3 separate regions of the Mus musculus genome follow, and all the other regions are linked to region 3. A link is a loop called in an ENCODE intact Hi-C map of the cell type or tissue named here. Cell type or tissue: gastrocnemius. All regions are shown on one strand. Links, peaks and the distances in the headings refer to the core of each region. The heading gives the core; the rest is flanking DNA. Region 1 has its middle 14 kb from the start of Nnmt. Region 2 has its middle 45 kb from the start of Nnmt. Region 3 holds the start of Gm39334 (a long non-coding RNA gene).

Evidence for each region. Hi-C counts contacts between places; a loop is a spot of excess contacts. Peaks named below come from ENCODE experiments on the same cell type or tissue, not always from the same donor. Only the 100,000 strongest peaks of a DNase experiment are listed, where the experiment ranks them.
Region 1: a loop joins it to region 3, with 2.2 times the contacts of the local background. A loop is called at or near these places in 10 of 42 quality-filtered maps.
Region 2: it touches region 3 in a loop (2.2-fold over the local background); 23 of 42 quality-filtered maps call a loop at or near these places.

What each region holds. Positions count from the first base shown.
Region 1 is chr9:48,616,076-48,621,401 of GRCm38, forward strand. No RefSeq gene overlaps it. Among named protein-coding and RNA genes, the nearest start is that of Nnmt, 14 kb to the left of the region's middle. In gastrocnemius, for the core only: a CTCF peak has its summit at 2,820 (motif pointing left); DNase peaks (open chromatin) are centred at 2,224 and 2,803; H3K4me3 peaks cover 975 bases; H3K27ac peaks cover 1,191 bases.
Region 2 is chr9:48,557,393-48,562,718 of GRCm38, forward strand. It overlaps a transcript of Nnmt not described here. Among named protein-coding and RNA genes, the nearest start is that of Nnmt, 45 kb to the right of the region's middle. In gastrocnemius, for the core only: a CTCF peak has its summit at 2,618 (motif pointing left); a DNase peak (open chromatin) is centred at 2,613.
Region 3 is chr9:48,456,221-48,461,546 of GRCm38, forward strand. It overlaps Gm39335 (a long non-coding RNA gene), which reads left to right. Exons shown (of 5, transcript XR_870726.3): 4 at 73-199. Gm39334 (a long non-coding RNA gene) reads right to left here and starts at 5,034. Exons shown (of 2, transcript XR_870723.3): 1 at 4,047-5,034; 2 at 3,199-3,435. In gastrocnemius, for the core only: a CTCF peak has its summit at 2,902 (motif pointing left); no DNase peak of the experiment used is centred there.

The sequences.
Region 1 (5,326 bases), core at 1,695-4,194, 160 kb after region 3:
CCAATAAAAAAGAAAATGTCTATTAAATGGGAAAAAGCATTAAAGGCTGAACACGAGCTTTAAAAAAAATAAAGATAGACGAAATAACTTGCTGGGACTCAGGGTCTGTAACGAAAACCAGGCCTCGGAGATGGATGCCTGTGATTATCCTGCAAACTCCTGTCAGGGAGCTCACGAACTAAGAAACTGCAGAATGGAGTTTCAACCCAGACACTTGATTTTTTTCCTCTTCCCACCCCTAATCCCATTCTGACACAGACAGGCAGTTATTCTGAGATGTTTAATGTACATATATATAGAGAGATAGATACAGATTTTTTTTATTACATTAACCATTGTGGGGTGTGTGTGTGTGTGTGTGTGTGTGTGTGTGTGTGTGTGTGTGTGTGTGACTAGTATGGAGGTCAGATGTCAACTTGAAAATGTCATTTCTCTCCTTCTACCCTGTGGGTCCCAGGAATCAAACTCGGGTTACCATGCTTGATTGTAAGCTCCATTACCATTGGTCATCTTGTAGACTCCCGCACCACAGTTTGTTTGTTTGTGTCTCTCCATGCACAAAGTCAGCAGCTTCTCACCACTGTGAGGCCCCCATGATTTGTACTGCCATCCATCTAGCTAGTCCTCCAGTCACGGACACTCAGATTGTCTCCCAGGTCTATGTCTCCTCTGCACGGACCCAAATAGGCATTTACGTGAGACAGGTTAACGGGACAGGAAGTGTTAAGCCCTAATATAGCCACCAGATTGACCCAGTCAGACCACCCCAGTCAATGTCCCTGTAGAAGGAATGGAGGTGGCTGCCTCTGTATAAACAAGGGGGTGTGTGTGTGTGTGTGTGTGTGTGTGTGTGTGTGTGTGTGTGTGTGTGCGCGCGCGCGCGCAGCTGCAAAGGCAACTCTTACAGGAGGACCTAATTGAAACCTGAGAGACCAAGGATTGCTGATGCAAACAATGCCAGCCAATTGAGAACTGCTGTTTGAAAGAGATGCTTTCTTGGGACCAATGGGGCATGGGTGGAGGGTATTAAAGGAGCTTGCGGCATCATTCAGACAAGTGTACTGCAGCATTCATGACCTGCTCCTGGAGTATGTGCCATTGATTCCATGACATTTCATCTGCGACCCCAAGGACAAGTAGGGTTGGGCAGCGGATGGTCCAGGGCACAGGGAGCATATCCCTACCAGCTGCTATGTCACTACACTTCCCCAGCCTCTATTCTACATACACTTTAATGCTTTTTGCTTTTCTCTGAGAAATTTGACTGCAGCTAAGCCTGCATGTCAGTGAGTTAAGCTAAACAATGTGATGAGCCTTGAAGATCACAGATCACAGGCTTCACAAAATAAATGCTCATTTGTGTTCTCTCCCCCCCCCCCCCCAGTGAGTGGGTGGAGGTTTGGGAGGCAGCCTGTGGCCATTCGACACTCAGATTTCTTCTCTTGTATGGCTCTTTGATCAGCCAGGATCCCAGAGTTGGGGCATTAGAAAAGGAGAGAAAAATGGGGATGGATCAGAAGGTTGCAGAATCTGGCCCAAGCAAGGCCATCCACTGATCCCTTAGGACAAGGAGGCTGGGAGCTGCTCTGGCCTCCACCCCCCTCCAGTCCCTTCTCACAAGTAAAGAAAAAGTTAAATACTCTCTGCCAAAAATCCATTCTCACTTGCTGTGGAAATCTCCTCTGTTAACTTCCCAGCCACACCTTCAGTCCTTTTGGTCTTTGCTTATCTTGTTGTTGCTGGAACTGCAAACCTTCTCTGTCTCTTCTAGCCAGGATCGGCCACTGGTTTGTATCTGTTGCAAGAATTTCCTTTGGCCTGTCTGCCTACTCAGATTGACTCCATCAGAAACCTAATTTTGATGGACCCTAATTAAGCATTTTTTTTTCCGATTGCAGTTTTTGCTTCTAAAAACCGTGTTAAGTTTGGGTGAGGTACAGGCATGTCTAATCAGTTCAGCCACCTTCATCAGTGTTGGTCTATTGGTTCACAGTTTGCAGAAGAAATGCTTATCTGGGCACAGAGAAATGGATCCACCACCCACGCAAGGAAAAAGACCGCTTTAAAATCCATTTCCTGGCCTCCAATTCTCCTTCCCTGCCTCCAATCCCTGCTGCCCCTTGCCTGCAGAGTCAGCTTTCCAAAAGCACGCATGGAAATGTACCAAGTTGTTTGGAAAGCGCTTTCAACTGGCCAAAGAGGCGCTTAGCCAGCTCGTGGGGGCACGAGTCTATTCTTGGTTGCAACACTAAGGGCTTGCCTCTTTGAACTGGAACTCTCTCAGCGCCCACATGGTTTCTTGACTTTAAGCTCTTGCTCACACTGCCTGGCTCCTTGCCTGAACCCTCCCATCACCAGCCACCACTAGGCTTTCCATCCCTCACAAAGGACAGCATACTTGCTCTGGCCTTAATGATTGCAGAATAGAATGGCCTGGGTATGCCTTGCCCACTGGGCTTGGCTTGCCCCAAATCTCTGGTCTTCGGGAGGTTTGAGGGCTGAAAAAACTTTCTCTTGCAAAGGTCATCTGGTGTGACTGTGCTCTGGTATCTCGTCCCTCCCAGAGGGAGATGAAGTGTCCTGGGCCCCCGCTGTGGAGGCAGGGGAAGTCACTACTGCGCATGCTGGAGTGAAGGGCGCATTTCTGTGCTGCCTGCACCCTTCCTCTTCCTGATTATCCCATTCAGGGCTTGGGATCTAGGAGGACAAGAGGCATTAAGCAAGGAGTGAGTGGTCTGGCAAAGGAAGCGGGGAGGAAGACTCTTCCTGGCCATGTTGATCCTGAAGCCTGCTAAATTCAGAGCTCTGCTGCCCCCTTGTGCCCAAAGAAAGAAAAACCAAGAAAACTCCCGATCTGATCCCACTGGTCTGAGAGTCATCCTGTAGCCTCCCAAGGGCTTTGTGTCTTAATAGCTTTTCCTGGAAAAATGTAAACCCATGTCCAGGCACTCCAGAAAGGCACCAGCGCAAGGTCAAAATATGATTTCCCAAAATCCAGCTTGGTGAGCTCAGTGTTGTTGGGTTTTCTTTCTTTTTTTTCTTTTTTTTTGGGGGGGGGGGTTGTTTGTTTGGTTTGATTTGATTTGATTTGGTTTGGTTGTTTGGTTGTTTGTTTGTTTTGGCCTTTCCTGCAGAGCACAGGTAATGGGTTACTTACAGGAGAGTAGGTGGCTCCAAACAGACATATCACCACAAAAGACCCAACCCATCATGGGTATTGACCTCATGGAGGCTGCATCGTGGAGTCCTGCCTTTGATCAACCTTTCACTTCCATATTCTTTAGCATCCCCCAAGTTCCCTTGGGGCTAGGGAAGGGAGTGAGGGCTGAAATACAGGGGAGCATCTTCTGACCCTCCCTAGGAGGTGGTGCCATGATCATCCCCCCAGAGATCTGGCTACTTCTGTATTATACTGCTCTGGTTGTCATGGCTACAGGGCAACATCCAGGCAGCATTCTGTTATGACCAGAAGAAAAAGCCCCTTACAGGCCAGTATTCACAATTAGAGACAGATATTCAAGGGGTGACCTGAGGGGAAGAAGGGAAGGCTGACAAGTTAAAAGGCAACTTCTCTGTGGGAGCCTCAGACTGGTCCATCCTGTGAGCAGCTCCATTCTGCCTATAGATCCTGCCTAGAGAAGCATTTTTTTCTTTTCAAAATTTCTCTCTCTCTCTCTCTCTTTCTCTCTCTCTCTCTCTCTCTTTCTCTCTCTCTCTCTCTCTCTCTCTCTCTCTCTCTGTGTGTGTGTGTGTGTGTGTGTGTGTGTGTGTGTGTATGTGTGTGTGTGTGTTTTCATGAGTTTATTTGCACTACATGTGTACCCGGTATCTGTAGAGGCCAGAAGGTGGTATTAGGTCCTCTGGAACTGGAGTTACAGGTAGTCATGAGCTGTTTAATGTGGGTGTCTGAACCCAGGTCATCCACAAGAACAGAAAACACTCTCAACTGCTGAGCCATTTCTCTAGGGCCCCTCCCTGCCGTCTTTGGACACTGACACCATAACCCAGGTTGGTCTGGTATTTGTCGTGTAGCCCAGGAACAGGCTTTAAAATCATGGAAATCCTCCTCTCTCGGCTTCCTCAGGGGTGGGCTTGCAGGCGTGAGCCAGCACACCTGAGTTCCAGAAGCAATTCCTGTCCAAGGAGTTCTTCTGCAGAATGAGGCTTGGGCTCAGCGCCAGGTATATAGACCCTGTACTCATGTCATTTGCCTATGGGATCTTACGTTCTGATGTGTTTCTACCAGTTTCCAGTTTCCAGCCTTCCCCAGCCTCTGTTATCCCCTGTGGTACAACTCTGCTTATTCTTTTTCAAGGATTATCCCATAAAAGCATTGGTCTTTATTTGTTATTATCTGCTGTATCTTCCCCACCCAACTAGAATGAGGGCAGAGCCTTACACAGCAGGCACACAGTGTGCTTCTTTGACAAGAGTCCTCCTAGAACAACAGGAAGGCAAGCGTCATAACAGTATCCATGTGCACGTGTGTGACTCTGTCATGCCTTTCTGGGTGAGGGAGGGAGTTCAAAGTCAGCCTGGACAACGTAGTGAAAGCCTCTTTCAAAGGCAAACATGACAGAGGAGAGGGCTGGGGACATGGTTGGTGGTACAGCATCTGCCTGGTGGTACAGCGTCTGCCTGGAATTTGTAGGGTTTTAAACACAATTCCGGGATCATTAAAAACATTGTGCAAATCCCAAATTACCTTTAAAGGGAGATGGTGGGAGCTTACCCCTCCTTATGCCATAGAAACCTGCAAAGCCCTGAAAAGTATGGGGGGAGTGTAGTTTTATGTCTCTGGTTCAACTTTTTTCTCCATCCCAAGCCATTAGTGGAGTGTATTGTAAATTTCCCTGTTTGAAGTAAACATCTCTATTTACCTGGCAATCTCATATAATAACATGGAAAGCATTTGCCATTAGGGCTCTGAATAAAACACGTTAATGGAGAGAGCAAAGTGGGCAGACTGGCGGTGGGAAATCAACTTCTTGGGGGTCCATTGTTCCAACAGTCTGATAGCCAAAGCGAGGCACACAAGCATCATGTAGAATACCCTCATCTCTCAGGCCATTTGCGATACCCGAGTACCTGGCTGCAGCACTCTCTCTGGAAGGGAAAGTGTGTCCTACTGGGCAATGCTCAACTCATAGGACAAATGTGTGTTCCCTGTCACTCTCCGCTCTCTCCCTATTGTAAACTGACGGAGTCTCAGTCACACATCTTACAGATGAAGAAAGTGAAACCCACAGGGAGATATGGCCACGAAGCTAGCTACCTGCCAAGCCCAGGGACCACTGACCCTGAGCTGTGTTTGTTTTGTTCATGT
Region 2 (5,326 bases), core at 1,301-3,800, 100 kb after region 3:
AGGTAGAGGTGGATCTCTGAGTTCAAGGACAGCCTGGTCTACAGAGTTAGTTACATGACAGCTAAAGTTATACAAAGAATCACAGTTTCTCTCTCCTCTCTCTTCCTCTTCCTCCTCTTCCTCCTCTTCCTCCTTCCTTTCTCTCTCTCTCTTTCTCTCTCTCTCTCTCTCATTTGTGTGTGTGTAGAGAGAGAAACATGTATATTGATGCATATACATATATGTGTGTCTCTGTGTGTATGTGTGTTTGTGTGTGTGTGTGTCTCAATTGTGGTAGAATTTCAGACATGCATTGTTTTAATGTTTTAGACAGGGCCTCTCTATGTAGTTCTGGTTGTCCTGAAACTTACTATGTTGATCAGACTGGCCATGAACTCACAGAGATGCCTCTGCCTCTGCCTCTGCCTCCTCTGCCTCCTCTGCCTCCTCTGCCTCCTCTGCCTCCTCTGCCTCCCCTGCCCCTGCCCCTGCCCCTGCCCCTGCCCCTGCCCCTGCCCCTGCCCCTGCCTTCTGAATGCTGGGATTGAAATATGTGCCTTGGTGCTTGGCTCAGACACACTTTTTAAGAGAGGCTATTAAAATAGTATTTTGTCTTGAAAAACAGAAAGGTGAACATGTTCAGGGCCTGAGGCAGGAAGATCACCATGAATTTGAAGCCAACCTAGGCTAAAACTTTAAAAGATGAAATAAAAAAGATATGGAAGAGGAGAGATAAGAATGAAATAAGATAAGTAAATGAAACCTTAGGACTAGAACTTCAAATTTGAGTGATGATCATCATGTCACAGTTGTCACCTGAGAGTGACAGTACAGCAGTGGACACAAAGATCATTCCGGGGCTAAGGTATGGGTGGGTGAAAGCAATGGGGCAAAGTGAAGAGCCAGTAGAGTAGGGGCAGACTCAAGACATGACCACCTCCTCCTCCTCCTCCTTCTTCTTCCTTCTTTTCTTTTCTTTTTTTTTCTTTTCTTTTCTTTTCTTTTCTTTCCCTTTTTTAAATTAATATTTTCAAATCATTCTCCCCAACCCCTGGTATTTTTCTCCTCAACTGTGTGGTGGTGGTGGTGGTGGTGGGGTGTGTATGTGTGTGTTTTGAGGGAATTGGTTTTCTACTTTCATTATGTGGGTCCCAGGGACTGGACTCAGGATATCAGTCTTGGCAGCAGGCATGTCTTTAGTCATGAGGCCGTCTTGCTAGCCCAAGACATAAGTTCTTTTTAGCTGGAGTTGCCATTTGGAGAGACCAAAGCACATCATCAGTAGGCAGCCTTAATCAGATGGCTTACTTTTGACAGAGGAAGAAAAAGACATAGGAACTCTACGCATGCGCACTGGTCCTTCACAGGAGGTGCACCTGTCAGCTCCTAGAGGCAAGCAGACAATAAGCACATCTCCAGAACTAGACAGGGTTGGACTTCCCCTACACTTTTGCCTCTTTACCTCTAAGTCTCGTCCTGTAAGGTCAGAGAAAGGAAAAGAGGAAGTGATTCTCTCCAGAGGAAGTGTGCTGATCTGAACACGAGACACCCAGTTCCTCAATTCAGCATCCTGATTACAATGACTGTCCTTCCCTCCCTCACACAGTGGGACTTTTTTGTTGTTATTATTGTTTATAAATCAATAGGCCTCTGACCCAATTATTTGGGAACTATCTGGATTAGAAAATATTGCGACCTTTAAATTTCATACTATAAATTGGCCTCTGACCCAATTATTTGGGAGCTCTCTGGATTAGAAAATATTGCCACCTTTAGATTTCATACTATAAATTTTAACAGGGATGTTTTACTTTATTTAATTACTTAATTATTTATTTTACATCACGATCGCAGCCCCCCTCCTCTTGGTCCCCACCTCGCACAGTCCCCCAACCCCTTCCCTCCTCCCCTGAGAAGGGGGAGGCTCCTCCTGGGTATCACCCCACTCTGGCACATCAAGTTTCTGCGGGACTAGACGCATCCTCTCCCATTGAGCCCAGACAAGGCTGCTCAGTTAGAGGACATGATTCCACAGATAGGCAACAGATTTAGGGACAATCCCCCGCTACTCTCCAGTTGTTGGGGGACGCACAGGAAGACCATATGAAGACTGAGCTGCACATCTGCTACATACGTTTCTTGGCAGGTGGTGAGGGGAGTGGACCATGCAAAACAGAAAGAAACTGGGGATACTTTTCTTGGACAGTTTCTTTAATTATAGAAAGAGACATTTATTTATTTGGGGCTAGGTGATGGGAAGACACATGGGCCACAGCAAGCATATGGAGGTCAGAGGACAATGTATGTCTCAGGGATTAAATCCAGGCCATCAGCCTTGGTGGGACCATTCTTCACCTGCTGAGCCATCTCTCTGGCCTCTGAGATTTGTGAGACAGAGGGAAGTCTTCATGAAGGCTGACTCCACACTCAGGTCTAGAAATGAGCAACTGGCACAGCCCTCCTACTTGTGGCTGATGAAGGAAAAGCACAGGACCCACGAATGTAGATGACAAACATGTTTTCTCAGGATTCTGGAAGAGAGTGTCCTTATTCTTCCTTACAAACCAATCTAGGGACCTTTCATCTTCAGTAGGTGAAAGTGTGCCTGATTACCGAAAGCTACTGGCAGCCATCTTGTGGCCACTTGGGGAAAGACATCTCCAAGGCAGAGGGAGAAAGCAACCATACTTTACCTTCTCTAGAAACATAAATATTTGGAATTATATAGGATATAGCCTTTTCCGATTAGTGTCTTCAATTTAGTAATTTATATATGGTGTGTGTGTGTGTGTGTGTGTGTGTGTGTGTGTGTGTGTGTGTGTGTTTGTGTGTGTGTGTGTGGTTGTGTGTGGTTTGTGTGTTGGGGGTGTGTATTAAACACCAGGTCTCAAACGTGCTAAGCAAGTGCTTTACCTGTAATCTACACCCAAAAACAGTAGTATATGTTTTAGTTTTCCCCCATTACCCAGAAATACTAAAATGTCTTTATCTAGTGATCTACTGAGGAATACCCTGGTTACTTCCAAGTGTAGGAAATGATAAAAAAAAAAAAGTGCCATAAACACCCATGTGCAGAATTTTATATGGATACTCGTTTTCCTCATGGGGTAAAGGCCAGAGTGCAGTTGCTGGCACTACTCACCTGCTAAGAGTAGTTGTAGCTTGCTGATTCTCTTGTAAATGACTTGGCCCTCTCATGCCTGCCAGCTCCGACAGAGAATGCTCACTGCCATCCATCCACCTTGTATGCCAGTGGGGTCCTAGGTTCTGGATTTGGGCTCTGCTCACTGCTGTTCTAGTTTTCATTTCCCAATGACATAGTGTGGAGCATCCTTTCTAGTTATTTGCTGTCATCTGTGCTCTTTGAGGATCGACAGCTTAAGCCCCTTGGCTCATTTTTAATTGGGTTGCTTCTTCTTGTTGAGTTCTAAGGGTCCCCCATTGTAGGGTGCAGCTCTGATGCTAAAGTCCTATTCCCCAATCTGTTCTTGATTTATCAGTAAAGAAAGCCATGGGCCAGTTGCTGGGCAGAAGGTATAGGCAGGACTTCCAGGCCCCTGGATACACAAGAAAGGAGAATGGAGTTTGCCATGCTTTGGAGAGAGAAGAACAAAGAGCCATGTGAGATCTCGAAATGAATGGAGTGGTCACACAGGTTGCTCCCGTCATCGGTGCGTTCTATGTCACTTCCGTCAAGGCAAATTCAAGGTCACCCAGACTTCCTCTTGTGTTGCATTGTAGTTTTACATTTGCTCTGAGATCTACTTCAGGTTACATTTAGAAAGAGCCAAGGAATTGTATCACGACTGCTTTCTTCACATTTGGATGCCTACGTGGTATTCACACTGTAGTGTGAACAAGGCTAGTTTCTCGCCATTAAGTAAGATATTAATCTGTAGGGTTTTTATAGACAGGATCAAGTTAAAGACCTTTTCCTCTAGTCCTATCTGCTAAAAGTTTTTCTCATTATCCATTTGCTATGAATCTATTAATATGGTGATATGACTCTTTTCCCCTTTCCCCTGTTGATATGATGGACTGATGTATAAATGTTGAAGCAGCTTTGCATAACTGGGATAAATCTCATTTGGCCATGGTACATAATCTTTTTTTGTTGTTGTTGTTGGCTTTCGTTTTTCAAAATGTGGTTTTTACATCTGTCTTCCATGGCTGACCATGGTTAATAGTTTTATATTTGTGTAAGGCCTTTGTCTGGCTCTGCTACTAAGGTGATGATGGATGATAGAGCACATGAGGAACTTTCCCCTCTGCTTCTGGCTTCTGGGAAAGTATTTAGGACATTTGGTAAAATTTCCTCTTTAAATTTGGTAGAATTCACCAATGGACTCTTTCGTAACATAGTCTGTTGTCTATTGATTAAATTTCCTTTGTAGATATGAGCCCATTTCAGAGTGTCCATTTTTTTTCTTGAGTGAATCTTGACAGACTGGTTTCTAAGGAATGAGTCAGTGTCCTCTTGGTCATCATGTTTGTAGGCAGTGGCCCATGATAGTTCTTGTTAATGGTGCTATCATTTTTTTTTTACTTTTGTTCTACCTACTTTGAATTTATTTTTCTCTTTTCCTAGTTTCCAGAGGCAAAAGCTTAATTGTAGGATTTAGATTACCACCCCAGTTTTCCCTAACACAGATCTTCCTCTTAGTACTGTTCTTGATGCATCCCATGTAAGTTGGTAGGTTATATTTTCATTCAGTTTGATTTTTTAAAAATTCTCTTGAGAGTAAGTCATGGAACTTTGTGTTTTTAACTTTGGGATTTTCCAGCTGTTTTTCTTTTCTTGATTGCTAGTTTAAGTTCATTGTGGTCTAAAAGCTGAGATTGTGGAATTCAGATTCTCCTATATTTGCTAAAGTGCATTTTCTGGATGAGTATAGTCCCTGTCTAAATAAATACTCCATGTGACTTTGAGAAGAATGTAGACCAGGACCAAGAGTTGGACCAAGACCAAGAGTTGTCCCTGTGAGCCTGCAGATGTGGGCAATGGGAACTGAACTCAGGTCCTCTACAAGAGCAGCAAGAACACTGAACAGCTTGGCTATCTCTCCAGCTCCTCCTTTCATTTCATACATGTATTTTGATGTTCTGTTTTCAGGTGCACAAGCGTCAAGAACAGTTATATTCAAGAACTGAGAACTTCAGCTCATCTTTGCATTACTCGGCCTCACTGCTTACCTTCTGAAGTCAGCACTGTTGTACTTTGTTGCGGTTGGTTTTAACATCATTCTCCACCCATTTCCTTTTCTTCTCTGTGTGACTTTATGATTAAAGTGGGTTTGTTACAGAGAGCATATAGCTTGTTTTCTCTTATTGATCCTTGAATACAGAT
Region 3 (5,326 bases), core at 1,383-3,882:
GTGGGGTCTCCCACACATCTCCCAGAGTCACCATGTAAGCATCACTGGCTCTGCCTGTGCTCTGGTTTGTAGATGGCCTCTGGTGCTGTCCCCCACTCTTTGTCTCTGTTCCTGAGACCCTGCAACAGTCCATTCCTTCGGGATCGTGTTCAGCAGTTAAAGAACTTGGAGAGGCCTGGACTGACTGGAACACTCCATGGTAAGGATTAGAATGGATTTCCTCAATGACAGAGCCTGTCTCCACAAAAGAAAACATTCAGTTTTGCTCAACAAAAGCAGGAGTTAAAAAAAAAAAAAAGATAAATAAACTGAATTTAGTTGAAAAATAATATGCTTAGAAACTTAATAGAAACTGGGAGGTTTTTAGTCCTGGATTTTGTTTTAATTTATTTATTTTTTACAACATAAAAACCCTAGCAGCCTGTATATCCACTGAAGGTCTGACCTTGACAAATGTCAATGTTATCCTCTCACGTATAGACAAATGTTTACCCTGAAATCTTTTGATAAGGCTTTGTGACACGTATAGAAGTCACCTGAGGGGCTGGAGAGATGGCTCAGTAGTTAAGAGCACTGACTGTTCTTCCAGAGGTCCTGAGTTCAAGTCCCAGCAACCACATGGTGGCTCACAACCATCAATAATGGGATCCTCTGCCCTCTTCTGGTGTGTCTGAAGACAGCTACAGCGTACTCATATACATTAAATAAATAAATAAATAAATAAGTCACTTGAGATCAAATTTATACAAAGAGTCAGAAGGTTCTGTTTCCTTGATCTGTATAAACTTGGGGGCCACCAATGCATCTTAAGAAAGACTCAGATTGGAGAGATGGCTGGGTGGTTAAGCGCACTGACTGTTGTTCTAAAAGACCTGGGTTCTAGTCTCAGCACCTACATCAAGGAGATCTGATCCCTTCGTCTAGCCTCCTCTGATGCCAGGAACACTTGTTGTACAGACATATACAGAAGCAAAACACCCATACACATAAAACAAAATAATAAACTTAAAAAAAGAAAGAAAGAAAGAGAGAGAGAGAGAGAGAGAGAGGGAGGGAGGGAGGAAGGAAGGAAGGAAGGAAGGAAGGAAGGAAGGAAGGAAGGAAGGAAGGAAGGAAGGAAGGAAGGAAGAAAGAAAGAAAGAAAGAAAGAAAGAAAGAAAGAAAGAAAGAAAGAAAGAAAGAAAGAAAGAAAGAAAGAAAGAAAGAAAGAAAGGAAGGAAGGAAGAAGCTATTCCAGAGTCACCGAGTATTCCAAACTTGTCTGACCGGATGGGATGTTCAGTGACGTAACGGAACCAGCCAAGGCCAGAACTCATACCCTTCACCCTCCAGGTCAATTCTACAAGCCACATCCGGCATCACGGTAAGATCGCCTGTGCCTCGTAATAAAAGAAGAGTCTACATGGAAGGAGAAAAGCAAGAGACTTTTGCCCTTGACAGTGAGACCGAGAGACAGGTGGGAGGTGACAAGACAATAAACAAAAACCAAAAAAACAACAAAGCCAGGGGCTGCAGAGCTGGCTCAGCAGGGAAGGCCCTTGCTGTTCTTCCAAAGAACCCAAGCTTGAGTCCAGTCCCTGTCAGGCCAGGCAGGTCACAACTCCTCGGGTACATGAACACACAGAAGCACACACTCACACAGACACATACATAGGAGTGAAAATCTCCAACGTGTAAAGGAAAAGGCTAAGTTACAGTTAAGAGGCGGATGGTACACTGGGGGAGTGTTTGCAAGAAGGGATGATAGAATCCTAAATATATCGATAGGGTTTTATATACTTTAAAAAGATGCACTGCTTCTATAACAGAAAATAAAGACAAAAACATTCGTGAAGAGTGGCAATTATACACAGGAAGTGTATTTTTTTTAAAAAGCCAAAGTTTTTAAGTGAAGAAATGGATAAAATTGAAAAAAAAATCTGTACCTCCTCTTAAATTGCCAAAAAATTATTTTTGACTATTTTCTATGATTGTTCATGGAAGGACAAGGAAATGTGCTCCCTTGCACAATGCTAGTGCTAGTCAAAATTAACACCAAATCACTGATAAAAACACCAAATCACAGGCTATAATCCCAGGATGATTACAGAACCAGGGAGCCTTGGGCTTTCAAATAGAGACACTAAAATCAAGACTATAATAGGAAAAGGGAGGAACAGAATAGAGCTTCAAATTGCAGTTTCAAAATTATTTTCACTGCGGGGATTTCAATAAAGGTACTTTTTATTCATCTAAGTACATTTTGTTGTTTCAAGCTACAAGCAACAAATTTATTCAATAACTGTCATAAAAATTACCTGCATAAAGACTATGCGTGGGAAGTCTAATGCAGCTCTGTTATAAGAAAGAGAGGGAGGGAGAATAGATTTAGCAAACCTATATATCTTAACACCAAAATACAATCTACAAAATGACACTCATCTTAAGGAGAATTTTTAAGAGTTCATACAAATAAAACACTACTGGAAAATTTTTTAGATTTGTGTGACCACAAATATATATACATATATTTACAAGTCCCAATGAACATGTCCCTGCTCCAAAGAGTGCTGGAATTACAGTGTTTTCAGCCACATCTAGCTTTTTTATGTAGGTGCCAGGGATTCGAACTCAGGTCTTGTTTGTGCAGCCCACTAAGCTATCTTTACTTCACTGTCACAAGTATATCATAAGCCAGGCACGGTGGTATATTAGTTTAATCCCAGCACTCAGGAGGCTGAGGCATGAGCATCTCTGTGAGTTCAAAGCCAGGTTGGTCTACATAAGAAGTTCCAGGTCAGCCAGAGCTAGTGAGACAGTCCCAAAGTGCTTGCTGCTCTCCCAGAGGACCTGAGTTTGATTCTTAGCAATAAGATCATGTGGCTTACAACTACCTATAACCCAAGCTCCAGGGGATCTAGCGCCCTCTTCTGGCCTTCATATGCACCTGCACTCACATGACCCAAATATAGAGAACACATAAATAAAAATAAAATAAATGTTAAAAACCAATCATGAGGGACTAGAGAGATGTCTCAGTGGTACAAGCACTTGCTGCTCTTTCAGAGTACTCGGGTTTGAATCCGACATCTATATGGCATCTTACAACTGCCTGGAACTCCATCCAGTTCCTGGGGAATTCTGACATCCTCTTCTGCCCGGCTCAGGCACCAGGCACACACATCTCACTCAGATAAACACATACAGGCAAACTACCCATATACATAATCTATTTTTTTATTTTTAAAAATTACAATGAACACATACTTGAGGGATATTTTATATGCATAAGTCATGCCATATTGTGTTTCAATGTTCAAAAATAAGACTTGTAGGTGGCAAGAGAGATGGGTCAGCGGTTGAGCGCACAGGCGACTCCTCCAGAAGATCTAGCTTCGGCTCCCACAGGGCAGCTCACAACAGCCTGTGACTGCAGCTTCTGGCCTTCACAGGCACCTAATATACACACACATGGTGCACAGATATACACTAAGGCAAAGCATTCACACATATGAAAAGTATTTTAAACGTTTAAATAAATACCCTTCTCTTCTGTAAATGAAAGACCAGGTCTAAAAACCTGGTAAATACAGGTAAATCCTAAACATCTGAAGATGTCAGCTCAGTCCCCAGGACCTACAGGGTGGAAAGAAATGCTGCAAACTGTCCCCAGACCTTCACACTCACACAATGACAGGTGTGGTGCACAAGCATGCACGTGTGCACACTTGCACACACACACACACACAAATAAATAAAATTTAAGAAAAGAAAAGAAGAGAGAAGAAAGCTTACATGCAAAGCTTTACAATGTCATTACTCATCTGCACTCCTGCAACCTCTGCCCCTGTCAGCCCTCAGTCCCTTTACACTTTCCTGAAGGATCCCACTCAAATCTGAGCTTTTTCCAATCTTCACTCTATTAACTCTGAGGAGACTAATAGGGGAAAAATTTACTTAATATCAAGACAGGTCTTCAAGGTCTGGAGACAGAGTTTAGTCAGTAAAGAGCCTGCCATGCAAACAGAAGGCTGGGAGAGGCTCAGGGTGCACACAGTGTTGTGTACCTGAATCCCAGGACTGGGAAGACAGAACCTGTGGACTTCTGTGGACCACTGGGCAGCCGGCAACTCAGGAAGCTCCGGGTTCAGTGAGAGACCTTGTCAGAAAACTAAGTGGAGAGCAACTGAGGAAGGCATTGATGTCAACCTCTGGCCTCAACATACGTGTGATATAGCCAGTGCACACGCATACACACACACACACACACACACACACACACACACACACACACACACACACACACGGTAACTCTAAGGACTCCCAATATAGACTAGTCAGTATCCTGAACCACACAGCAGGCCCCTGTGTGTTTGCCTGGAATAACATGGCTTCAAGTCTGGATACCCAAGTGAGACACTATAGAGCTTCAACTGACCAGATTGGGCACCATCCCCTTATTCATCATCATCATGTAGAGGTTTTGTTCCCTTTTGTTTATAAGGACCTGACAGAATCACAGCTGTAGCAGGCAAGGCCCATTCACCCTCTCGGCAAACACATACTACAGGCTAGACCCACCCACCCTCTCAGTAAACACTTACTCTTCAGCAGAATCTGGGGTCTCCCTTCCCTCACTCATCATGTTCCATCAGCAGATGCCCCGATGGTCTCCGGAATACGGCATACCCTTTGCTACTTAACACCACTGTTTTCTGTGACTCTGCCTTCTTCACAGCTTCCTCAGCCCCGCACCAGGAGCCATTACCTCAGCACCGTAGCATGTGCACAATGTCTGCCAGAATCTTAAGTCGGTGAGTGCAGTGAGGCCAGAGACCTGAGCACTCCACTTCTAGAACAACCAGCAAAGTTAGGTTCTTCAAAAGAAGAATATAGTTGGGCAGTGGTGTTGCACGCCTTTAATCCCAGCACTCGGGAGGCAGAGGCAGGCGGATTTCTGAGCTCGAGGCCAGCCTGGTCTACAGAGTGAGTTCCAGGACAGCTATGGCTACACGGAGAAATCCTGTCTCAAAAAAAAAAAAAAAAAAAAAAAAGGAGAAGAAGAAGGAGGAGAAGAAGGAGGAGGAAGAAGAAATAAATTATATATATATAATATATAATTAAACTGTCAATATGAATAGTTTAAAACAAATTGAAGCAGTGAGTCCTTAGCCTGATTTTCTTACTATCTACTAAATAATACTCTAAAATATTTATGTATACTGGCCATCTAGTTAGCTAAGTAGTTCAAGATATATATTTCCCAAAGCCCAGGGAATTCTTCCACATGAACGAAGAATGATTTAGCAACAGCCTACAGCACCCTATCCCCACGTCTTTCAGTTAC